2 separate regions of the Homo sapiens genome follow, and region 2 is linked to region 1. The links are chromatin contacts, found by Hi-C or POLR2A ChIA-PET in ENCODE. All regions are on one chromosome and are shown on one strand. Each heading gives the region's core, a stretch centred on a gene start or an enhancer-like site at or near the end of the contact. The rest is flanking DNA. Distances are from core to core; before and after follow the strand shown. Region 1 overlaps ZNF236 (zinc finger protein 236). Region 2 overlaps MBP (myelin basic protein).

Evidence for each region. Hi-C counts contacts between places; a loop is a spot of excess contacts on that map. ChIA-PET counts read pairs that join two places held with the same protein, here RNA polymerase II (POLR2A). Pooled maps may share reads with other maps.
Region 2: a map with no recorded cell type shows a loop between it and region 1 (8-fold over the local background). The contact joins two enhancer-like sites. A Hi-C loop is called at or near these places in 5 of 37 single-sample maps with no recorded cell type and 4 of 50 pooled maps. POLR2A ChIA-PET finds 5 or more read pairs at or near these places in 3 of 52 experiments (K562, activated naive CD4-positive, alpha-beta T cell and naive thymus-derived CD4-positive, alpha-beta T cell).

What each region holds. Positions count from the first base shown.
Region 1 is chr18:76,962,856-76,968,530 of GRCh38, reverse strand. It overlaps ZNF236 (zinc finger protein 236), which reads right to left. Exons shown (of 31, transcript NM_001306089.2): 31 at 1-316. The coding sequence ends at 192. Among named protein-coding and RNA genes, the nearest start is that of MBP-AS1, 15 kb to the left of the region's middle. RefSeq lists an enhancer at 1,358-2,026 and a silencer at 4,260-4,309. Within about 2 kb of position 2,635, at least 4 of the 41 ENCODE cell types and tissues checked have a DNase peak (open chromatin) inside an H3K27ac peak, as active enhancers do.
Region 2 is chr18:77,098,694-77,104,066 of GRCh38, reverse strand. The region is part of intron 2 of MBP (myelin basic protein); the gene reads left to right. Among named protein-coding and RNA genes, the nearest start is that of MBP, 31 kb to the left of the region's middle. RefSeq lists a silencer at 1,827-1,946 and enhancers at 2,237-2,306, 2,397-2,526, 3,630-4,388, 4,191-4,410. Within about 2 kb of position 2,151, at least 38 of the 41 ENCODE cell types and tissues checked have a DNase peak (open chromatin) inside an H3K27ac peak, as active enhancers do.

The sequences.
Region 1 (5,675 bases), core at 1,386-3,885:
GCGGTGACACTTTTCCTAGTTTTTTTTTCCTATGAGTCTCTGAAAGACAATGATTCTTTAGATAATTTTATAGATAAAAAACTATTGTAGCATTTTTAACACTTGAAGCTTTAAAACGGAGATTCCAAGTGCTTTGCTCTTCACAAAACGTAACTTCAGAAACATTCTTAAAGGTGTACTTCCAACTCGCATCAGAAGACGTGGGTGAGGGCCTGCCACTCGCCGGCGGCCTCCTGCACCACCTCCTCCAGGTGGAGGGTCCGGCTCAGCTCCTCCCCGTCCTGCTCCGGGTGACCTGCAGACTCCTGCAGAGCTCCTGTTATGCAGACAAAGAAAACACAAGCAGCCTCAGACCTTCCAGAGCACAAAATGATTCCTATTTAAATAAAGACTTTCTGGTAGAAAGAGACAAGGAATTTCTAAAGTAATTTGCTTTTCATTCCAGTGAAAAAAGAGTAATTTGAGCTGCAGGTGAAACACCTCTGCCGGCAGGACAGTAGTTACTGTTAGGAGTATGAACGCACACACAGCACTGGTGATATGAGTGCACTCCTATGACAGCTACATTAACACAGCATCAGGAATGAGCAATAACCAACACACATGATTTCCATAATAAAAAGGAAAGCAGGAAGCACTACAGTGTAGACGTTAAAGAGAAAAAATTACCCCTTTTTCCTTCCTCAAAAACTCCCCACAATATAGTGTTCTGCCCTCGGGTTCCCTACACTGAAAGCCGTCGAGCTCCCCTCACAAAGTACCGCACCTCAAACAACCAAAGAACACCTGCAAGCCTCACAGAGCACACCACCACCTCCAACACCAAATCACAAATCTCACAGATCACACCACCTCCAACACCAAATCACAAATCTCAGAGATCACACCACCTCCAACAACAAATCACAAACCTCACAGATCACACCACCTCCAACAACCAAATCACAAATCTCACAGATCACACCACCTCCAACACCAAATCACAAATCTCACAGATCACACCACCACCTCCAACACCAAATCACAAATCTCACAGATCACATCACCACCCCTAACACCAAATCACAAATCTCACAGAGCACACCACCTCCAACAACAAATCACAAACCTCACAGATCACACCACCTCCAACAACCAAATCACAAATCTCACAGATCACACCACCTCCAACAACAAATCACAAATGTCACAGATCACACCACCTCCAACAACAAAACAAAAATCTCACAGATCACATCACCACCCCTAACACCAAATCACAAATAACACATCTCACGAATCACATCACCTCCAACAACCAAATAACACATCTCACGAATCACATCACCTCCAACAACCAAATAACACATCTCACGAATCACATCACCTCCAACAACCAAATAACACATCTCACGAATCACATCACCTCCAACAACCAAATAACACATCTCACGAATCACATCACCTCCAACAACCAAATAACACATCTCACGAATCACATCACCTCCAACAACCAAATAACACATTTCACGAATCACATCACCTCCAACAACCAAACAAACCACAGATCTCACAGAGCATACCACCTCGAACAATCAAATCACACCCGCAAAATGCATGGAGCACACCAAGGGGTCTACTCAGACTTTAACATTTCTAGTTCCTTGCATAGCTACTGCCACCCTCTGAAACCTAGTCTAGGCCATCTATTATCATTCCTTCCTCAGAGATGGATGCCACTGCTAGATTCTGTGTAGGAAACAAAGGTGAACAAGGGACAGACAAGCAGTAGGATCACACCCCAATATCCATACTCTGAAGGGCATGAACGTTAGCGAATCAAGAGAGAAACCAAGGCCCACGTGTTGTCTGTGCCAGGTCAACAGGATGCAGACAGGAGCAGTTGGTGCAGATTCTGTTTGCTCTGTGCCCCTGAGCACCGAGACAGCACCTGAACTGCATGCTGCAGGAAAAGGGGCTTCCAGACATGATGTGAAGACAGACAGAGATGCTATTCTGGGCCTCTGACTGGCCAGGTGCTGAAGGCCCCTACAGAAAGCTCTGTCCAGTGAGAAACGAGCTGCTCAGAAATGCTGCGCTTGCTCAGGTTCTGGGCTGCCATTTTACTCCAATAAATTTCTGTGCCCTTGCCAAAATATAAATTTAATCTAATCAAATTCTGTGTGTGTGTCTCTGTGTGTGTGTGTGTGTGTGTGTGAAGGGGGGCAGTCCATAGCCAACTTCAACAACTGCAAACACTAACTATTAAAGTAACAAAAGCACAGGCTTCCAGAGATCATGGCGGATGGGAGGCAGGACTAGACTGCACCTCCGACTCAAAGGGACAGAGCAGCATGAGGAGGCTCACATTGTGAATTTTTGCTCCCAAACAACTAGGGGAATAAATCAGGAAACCTGAGAGGACCCACAGACTCTCTGAAGGAAGTGGATTGCTCCTGCAGGACCCAGGAGACACCCCAAATACTCAGCCACAGCAAGACCCGCCCAAGGAGAGTCTGAGCTCAGACACGCCTAGCCCAGCCCCCACCCAATGCTCCTTCTCTACCCACCCTGGAAGCGGAAGACAAAGGGCATATACTCTTGGGAGGTCTAGGGCCCCGCCCACCACCTGTTCCTCCCTATACTACCACAGCTGATGCTCTCTGGAAAGCACCACCTCCCGGCAGGAGGCCAACCAGCACAAAAATAGAGCATTAAACCACCAAAGCTAAGAACCTTCACAGAGTCCATTTCACCCCCCTGCCATCTCCACCGGAACAGGCACCGGTACCCATGGCTGAGAGACCATGAATGGTTCACATCACAGGACTCTGTGCAGACAACCCCTAGTACCAGCCCGGAGCCAGGTGGACTTGCTGGGCGGCTAGACCAAGAATAAAGGTAACAATCACTATAGCTCTGTTCTCAGGGAGCCACAGCCATAGGAAAAGGCGGGGAGTACTATATCAAGAGAACCCCGTAGGACCAAAGAATCTGAACAACAGCCTTCGGCCCTAGACCTTCCCTCTGACAGAGCCTACTCAAATGAAAAGGAACCAGAAAAACCAACTCTGGTAATATGACAAAACAAGGCTCTTTAACAGCTCCCAAAAATCACACAAGCTCACCAGCAATGGATCCAAACCCAGAAGAAGTCCCTGATTTACCTGAAAAAGAATTCAGGAAGTTAGTTATTAAGCTAATCAGGAAGGTACCAGAGAAAGGTGTAGCCAAAGGTAAGGAAATCAAAAAAATGATATAAGAAGTGAAGGGAGAAATATTCAATGAAATTGATAGCATAAATAAAAAACAAGGAAAACTTCAGGAAACAATAGACATACTTATAGAAATGCAAAATGCTCTGAAAAGTCTCAGCAATAGAATAGAACAAGTACAAGAAAGAAATTCAGAGCTCGAAGACAAGGTCTTCGAATTAACCCAATCTAACAAAGGCAAAGAAAAAAGAATAAGAAAATATGAACAAAGCCTCCAAGAAGTCTGGGGATTATGTTAAACGACCAAACCTAAGAATAATCGGCATTCCTGAGGAAGAAGAGAAATCTAAAAGTTTGGAAAACATATCTGGGGGAATAATCGAGGAAAACTTCCCTGGCCTTGCTAGAGACCTAGACATCCAAATACAAGAAGCACAAAGAACACCTGGGAAATTCACTGCAAAAATATCATTGCTTAGTCGCATTGTCATCAGCAACAGCAGCTAAAAAAGACAGAGGGGCATTATATAATGATAAAAGGCGTTGTCCAACAGGAAAATACCACAATCCTAAACATACATGCACCTAACACTGGAGCTCCCAAATTTATAAAACAATTACTAATAGATCTAAAAAATGAGATAGACAGCAACATAATAATAGTGGGAGACTTCAATACTCCACTGACAGCACTAGACAGGTCATCAAGACAGAAAGTCAAAAAAGAAAAAATGGATTTAAACTATACCTTGGAACAAAAGGACTTAATAGATATATACCTAACATTCCATCCAACAACTGCAGAATATACATTATATTTAACAGCAGATGGAACTTTCTCCAAGACAGACCATATGATAGGTCACAAAATGAGCCTCAATAAATTTAAGAAAATTGAAATTATATCAAGCTCTCTCTCAGACCACAGTGGAATAAAACTGCAAATAAATTCCAAAAGGAACCTTCAAAACCATGCAAATACATGAAAATTCAATAACCTGCTCCTGAATGATCATTGGGTGAAAAATGAAATCAAGATAGAAATTAAAAAATTATTCGAACTGAACAACCATAGTGACATAACCTATCATAACCTCTGGGATACAGCAAAGGCAGTGCTAGGAGGAAAGTTCGTAGCCCTAAATGTCTACATCAAGCCTGAAAGAGCACACACAGACAATCTAAGGTCACACCTCAAGGAACTAGAGAAACAAGAACAAACCAAAACCAAACTCAGCAGAAGAAAGGAAATAACCAAGATTAGAGCAGAACTAAATGAAATTGAAACAAACAAACAAAAGATAACTGAAACAAAAAGCTGGTTCTCTGAAAACATAAATAAAATTGATAGACTACTAGCAAGATTAACCAAGAAGAGAGGAAATCCAAATAAGCTCAATAAGAAGCGAAATGGGAGCTATCACAACTGACACCACAGAAATATAAAAGATCATTCAAGGCTACTATGAACACCTTTACACATATAAACTAGAAAACCTAGAAAGATGGATAAATTCCTGGAAAGATACAACCCTCCTAGCTTAAATCAGGAAGAATTAGATACCCTGATCAGACCAATAACAAGCAGCAAGATTGAAATAGTAATTTAAAAATTACCAACAAAACAAAGTCCACAACCAGATGGATTCACAGCAGAATTCTACCAGGCATTCAAAGGAGAATTGGTACCAATCCTTTTGACACTATTCCACAAGACAGAGAAAAAGAGAACCCTCCCTAAATCATTCTATGGAGCCAGTATCACCCAAAACCAAAACCAAGACAGGACATAACCAAAAACAAAACTACAGACCATTATCCCTGATGAACATAGATGCTAAAATCCTTAACAAAATACTAGCTAACCGAATCCAGCACATATCAAAAAGATACTCCACCATATGATCAAGTGGGTTTCATACCAGGGATGCAGGAATGGTTTAACATATGCAAGTCGATAAATGTGATACACCACATAAACAGAATTAAAAACAAAAACCACATGATCATTTCTACAGATGCAGAAAAAACATCAGACAAAATCCAGCATCACTTTATGATTAAAACTCCCAGGAAAATCGGCATACAAGGGACATACCTCAATAATAAAAGCCATCTATGACAAACCCACAGCCAACATAATATCGAATGATGAAAAGTTAAAAGCTTTCCCTCTGAGAACTGAAACAAGACAAAGATGCCCACTCTCACTACTCCTCTTCAACATAGCAGTGGCAGTCCTAGCCAGAGCAATCAGAAAAGAGAAGAAAATCAAGAGCATCCAAATCAGTAAAGAGGAAGTCAAACTATCACTGTTTGCTGATGATATGATTGTTTACCTAGAAAACCCAAAAGACTCTTCCAGAAAGCTCCTAGAACTGATGAAAGAATTCAGCAGTTTCCAGATAAAAAATTGATGTAAAGAAATCAGTAGCTCTTCTATACACCAACAGCAACCAAGCTGAGAATCAAATCAAGGAG
Region 2 (5,373 bases), core at 902-3,401, 140 kb before region 1:
GCGGCTCCTCTACAGCCCATTCGTAACCCTTGTCAGGGAACATTTGGAAAATACAGTTAAACGGGAAACTGCAAATTAAAAGTCATTCGAATCCTTCCGGCTAGTAAGAATTCATCTTCTTTGTATTTCTAGCACGGCATTTGCCATTGTCCGCCTTATTTGAAGGCATCAGCTTCCTCTGTCTGATCTGGATTCTCTACGTTGCCTTCGGTTCCCCTGTAGTGCCCTGAATCGGGGTTCTGGACCCTTTTCCCACTGAGACGCTCAGGACAGATGATCCAATGATGTTGACAAGGACCACAAATGCCCAGGGGTCCTAGCTGTCTGTCTCTCTGCCTACCCCTGTCTCTACACTAGAGAATTGTTTCAGACTGTGAGGAGTAAGCCTGCCAGTGTGCACAGAACAGTGGACCCACCCTAATTTGTATGGGGGCGGCCCTTGCTCTTGGTCCATGCTGTGTGATTGTTCCCAGAAGTATCAGGAGGTTCTCGGAGAGGGAAGAGATTATGAAATTCCTTTGCTCTGATGCAAAAATACTTTTGATTTTTCAACATTTTTTATTTTTTAAACATACATGTTTTCCCCTCAAGGGAAATTATTCCATTTCGTTGGTACTTTAATTCAACATAAAATTATGTGTCTCCAACTCGAGGCAGATGGTGGTGCACTAGAATGTCCGGCTGCTGAAGATGGGCCGGGGTGAGGGTCAGGGGAACCCCCGACTTACACCCAGATGCTTTAGAAATGTCCGCGGAATTGAACGGAATTGAATTTCAGTCTCCAGACCTCTTCGCTGAGGTCTGTAGTGCGTTTTTATTTAATAGTAATAATAAACTTGGAAGAAATGGGGCCTTCTCTGATTTGTACTTAATTTCTATGTCAGCCACATGAGTAATTTTCCATGATTTGCTTTCAAATCATCCATGGAAGGCGAGTAGGTGACTATATACTGTTCCTGTGTATATTTTATCTTGATTAAAGTGATAAACAGTATTTAGTTTCTTACCTAAGGATTTAGAAAGACTAATTTTATAAATATGTAAATGGTTCTAGTCAATGTTGAATGGGAGGGTGACTCATTATTTTGTTCAGCCCATACTTAAACTGTATTACTGATAATGTCAGCATTATAATTAGCAATAACAACCATAAATGTATTAAGTTACTAATTTATTAAGAACATGGCTTGGATACAGTATCTGCACCAGGAGGATTAAGTTTCACCTAAAGTGAAAGTGGAAAAAACAGCTCTGCTCAGAGGCCTCTAGGCTGTTAACACTGTTGGTATTTTAAGTCTTAGAATGACTGATTTGCAACTCCAGTTTCAAGAAACCTCTCTGTGGTGTACAGTTTCTTTCCTGTTGTTTGACGCTGTAAAACACCCACATATGTTTTTAATTTGTTTAATGCTATCAGAGTAAGATTTTGAGCCATAGCAAAGCCCATGCTGAGGCTTTTGTTTTCTGAAATCTCATGTTTAAAGTTCTGATCATTTAAAAACCTCAAAACTTGGAAATGTTAAAACTATGGTTCCTGTAGGTAGTTTTAAGAAGTAAGAGCTTTTTTTTCTTTCCTTTAAACTTGATGGGAAATATTTTGTGCCCTTCCAAGTACATGTACATGTTCTGTGATGCTGCATAGCTTAGTAGAGCATTAAACTTGAATCACAAAAGAAAACGTGACATGAGCTCCAGCCGTGTCACCTACCACTCTGCACATTTCTGTGTGTGATTCTGGGAGGCATTTTTCCCCCTTATGAGAGAGTCAAGGAAAGTTTCTGTCAGTTTCAGGTGCTGGTTACTGATCTGTCAGCAGGGAGGGCAGCTGCGGTGGGGGCTGCCCGGTCTACCCCACACACTGCCTCTGCCCCACTGCCCGGCCCAGGCTGCTGAGGGCCCCCTCCTTCCCACCCTGCTGCCACCTTCTCCACCTCTCCCCACCCACACTAGATGATTCTTTCCTCTGCTGTCATAGAGCCTGCGGCTGAGTGCTCTGATACAGATCCTGGTGATTTGTTTATCATCCGACTTCTTCCCCTCCTATATCAAGGAGGGAACTTTCCTCTCTCTGATGCCTCCGTCTCTAAGCCTGGAGCATCCCCAGCACATAACTGGCTTACAGATGTTCGAAAGAGTAAATGAATCATACCTATTTCCTAACTTCTTTTTCACATAAAAGCTCAGTTTCCTGAGCAGGCTTTAGGTGCCGTTGGCTGCTGGGGAGGTGGTGGGGAGGCCTCGTCTGTTGCCTGCAGGAGCTTCCAGTCTCCTTTGCAAGTTTTGCCCTCAGTGACTCAGGGCTTTGAAATTTGCTTCTCTCTCATCCCGAATAAGCCACGGCAGGATGTAAGAGGAAGAGAAACTAACTAAAGGGTTAACTGTGGAATGTCTCTGATTGGTGAAAAAAAGACACTTTTCTGGAGTTGCAGTGTTAGTCCACTCATATGGGGTGCAGGTCCCTGGTAACAAGTGGTTGAGCCACCTTCCTGGGCCAGTTGAGGGTCAGAACAGGAGACATCAGATTCAGGCAGAAGCACTCCGCCCATCAGAGGAGTGGGCAGCCTGCCCTCCTGACTCATGATTCACTCATGCGGATGGAGTGTAACTTCCTCCAGGCAGGCGCAGGTTCAGGGCACAGCGCTCCTTCTCAGAAACGAAGAAACTCCTGTTCTGCCTTTGACTCCCTGTGTTTTTTAAGTTGCAGGGAAATTTGGTTTCCAAATGGTCCTGCCTCACTAATTTACCAGCTTTCTATCACTCTGCCCATTTTGTATTTGGTTCTCCATCTTACTACAGAACTTGGCAGAACCCAAGAAGGAAAGGGTGCCAGCTGCCCTGGAGAACCCAGGGACGTGCCTCAATGCCAGGAGAGGGGCAGGGGGCAAGACCCACCCACAGAGGGATGCCCTGTCTTAGGCAGTCTTTGCCTGCCTGGCAGTCCTTGGTCCTTAGGACGTAAGACACTTGGCTTCACTGGCTACTGGAGGAATTCATTCCTTTTTGGCAGTGTGAATCAAAGGGGCTGGGCAGTTACCTTTGGGAGGGTCAGCAAGCGCTCAGAACGTGCCCATGTGCCAGGCTGCTTGTGGCTTTTGTCCCTCAGCTTTCTCTGAATGCTGTGGATCTGCTGAGCTGTGGGCTTACTCTTTGGGGTTTTCTGGTGATAGCTAAGCCTCCTGGGGATGATTCACTACATGTTCAAAACACCAAACGAGGCCAGGTGCGGTGGCCCACACCTGGAATCCCAGCACTGCGGGAGGCTGAAGCAGGCAGATTGCTTGAGCCTAGGAGTTCGAGACCAGCCTGGACAACAAAGTGAGACCTTATCTCTACAAAAAAATCAAAAAATTAGCTGGGCATGGTGCTGTGCACCTACAGTCCCAGCTACTCGGAAAGCTGAGGTGGAAAGATCACCTGAGCCTGGAGAGGTCGAGGCTACGGTGAGCCATGATCACACCACTGCACTCCAGCCTGGGCAACAGAGTAAGACCCTGTCTCAAAAAAAAGAAAAAACCACAAAACACACACACACACACACACACACACACACACACACACCCCAAATTCTATCTAGGCCAGCGCTAACACTGTATTAGTGCCTCCTGTGAGCCAGGGACTTTGCAGACATTGTCTACATTGTATGTTGTATGAGTTCTTGGGGCTGCCATAACAAAATAGCAGACTAGGTGGCTTAAAAGACCGACATTTCTTCTGTCACAGTCCAGAAGACTGGAAATCTGACAGCAAGGTGCCAAGGGTTGGTCTCCTCTGCAGCCTCTCCTTGGCTTGTAGAAAGCATCTTCTCTCTGTGTCCTCCAGTGGTCGTCTCTCTGTGTGTGTCTGTGTCCTAATCTCTGCTTAGAAGGACAGCATCACGTTGGCTCAGGGCCACCCTACTCCAGTGGGACCTCATCTTAATGTCATGGCCTCTTTAAAGGCACCATTTCCAAATGCAGTCACGTTGTGAGGCAGTGAGGTTTAGGACATCCACGTATAGATTCAGGAGGATCACAGTTAAGCTTATCACATGTGTTACTTGATAAACCCCAGCAGCGGCTGCACAATTAGAGTAGAGAAGGAAAGTCCTGGGATTGGCATTTGCCGCCATGTCTGACACCTCCTGGGGAACGGACTCCACACCAGCAGCCACACGCAGTCTCTGCCCTGTCCTCAGGAGACAGCAGACCTGGTTTCCCTTCTGCAGACCCTGGTTGGGCCCTTCCTGTGCAAGGTTCCTTCTTCCTGCCTCCTGCCACAGGCCCCAGCTGGCGGCTCCCCCCAGGGCAGGTGTGCATCTGCAGAGCGCTCATCTCCCACGTGCTGAGTCATGGCTTTGCGCAGCCCTCCCCATACTTAGGACCCTCAAAGGATCATCTTCATTCTCCCAGGCACTGAGTCGCAGAGCTGGGCCGGGCCTGCCCGAGGCCAGGTAGCCAATGGTGGGGAAGCCAGAGAGCAAAGCCAGGCCTGGAGCCCCAGGTGGCACAGCCGGGCAGAAACGATCCTTGCGTGGGAGCGTCAGTCTTCTCGTGGCCACAGGAAATGAGGAAAGAGACAGGGGAAATCATTTTAATGTCATGTCTTTTCTTTAACCTAAGAAACCTCAAATGTCATGTAAGCATAGAATCCATATAAAAATTGTTCATGAAATGGTTAACAATTCTTCTCCCATGAAGTCCTCACACTCTAGGATATATTTTATCTCATGGTGCAGTGTGGCCTGGCTACGTCTCAGGTGCTAGGTGGCCACACGTGGCTGGGACCGTAGGTCTGGGCAGCACAGCTCCAACCCTGGCCGTGCCCACGCCCCCTGCCATCTATAGCCAGGCAGAACACACTGAGACCCCCCGTATAGTGTACGTCATGCAGTTCACCATCCCCTTTGTGCATGGTACCCATTGCTCGTTAAATAAGCACTTTCTAAAGAAGTCAGAAAAAATTGTAAATTACCAATATTTTTCCCTGAGAGATGCTTACAGGTCCAATGTTTCACACACTCCCCCTCCCCTTGTATGAAGTGAGTTGGGGTCGATAAAGATGAGGAGGAGGGAAGGAGGATGACGGGGAGGATGGAGAGGAGGGGAGAGAAGAGGAGAAGAGGGAGGGGGAAGGAGGAGTGAGAAGGAGGAGGGAGGGGGAAGGAAGAGGGGAGGGGGTAGTGGGTCAGGCTAATAAATGCAGTTGTAAGGATTGCCGTGGATAAAAATGCAGCGCGGAGGAGGAACAAGGAACGGCCCGTTTAAATCTGCCCAGACTCAGAGGCCGTTTAGGGCCGGTGAGAGTGATGTTTGCCGAAGGGCATCCAGCCCCACGTCCCACTCTGCCCTGCCTTGGCGGTGCCTCAAAGCCCTCCCAAGCCCTTACGGTAAAGGC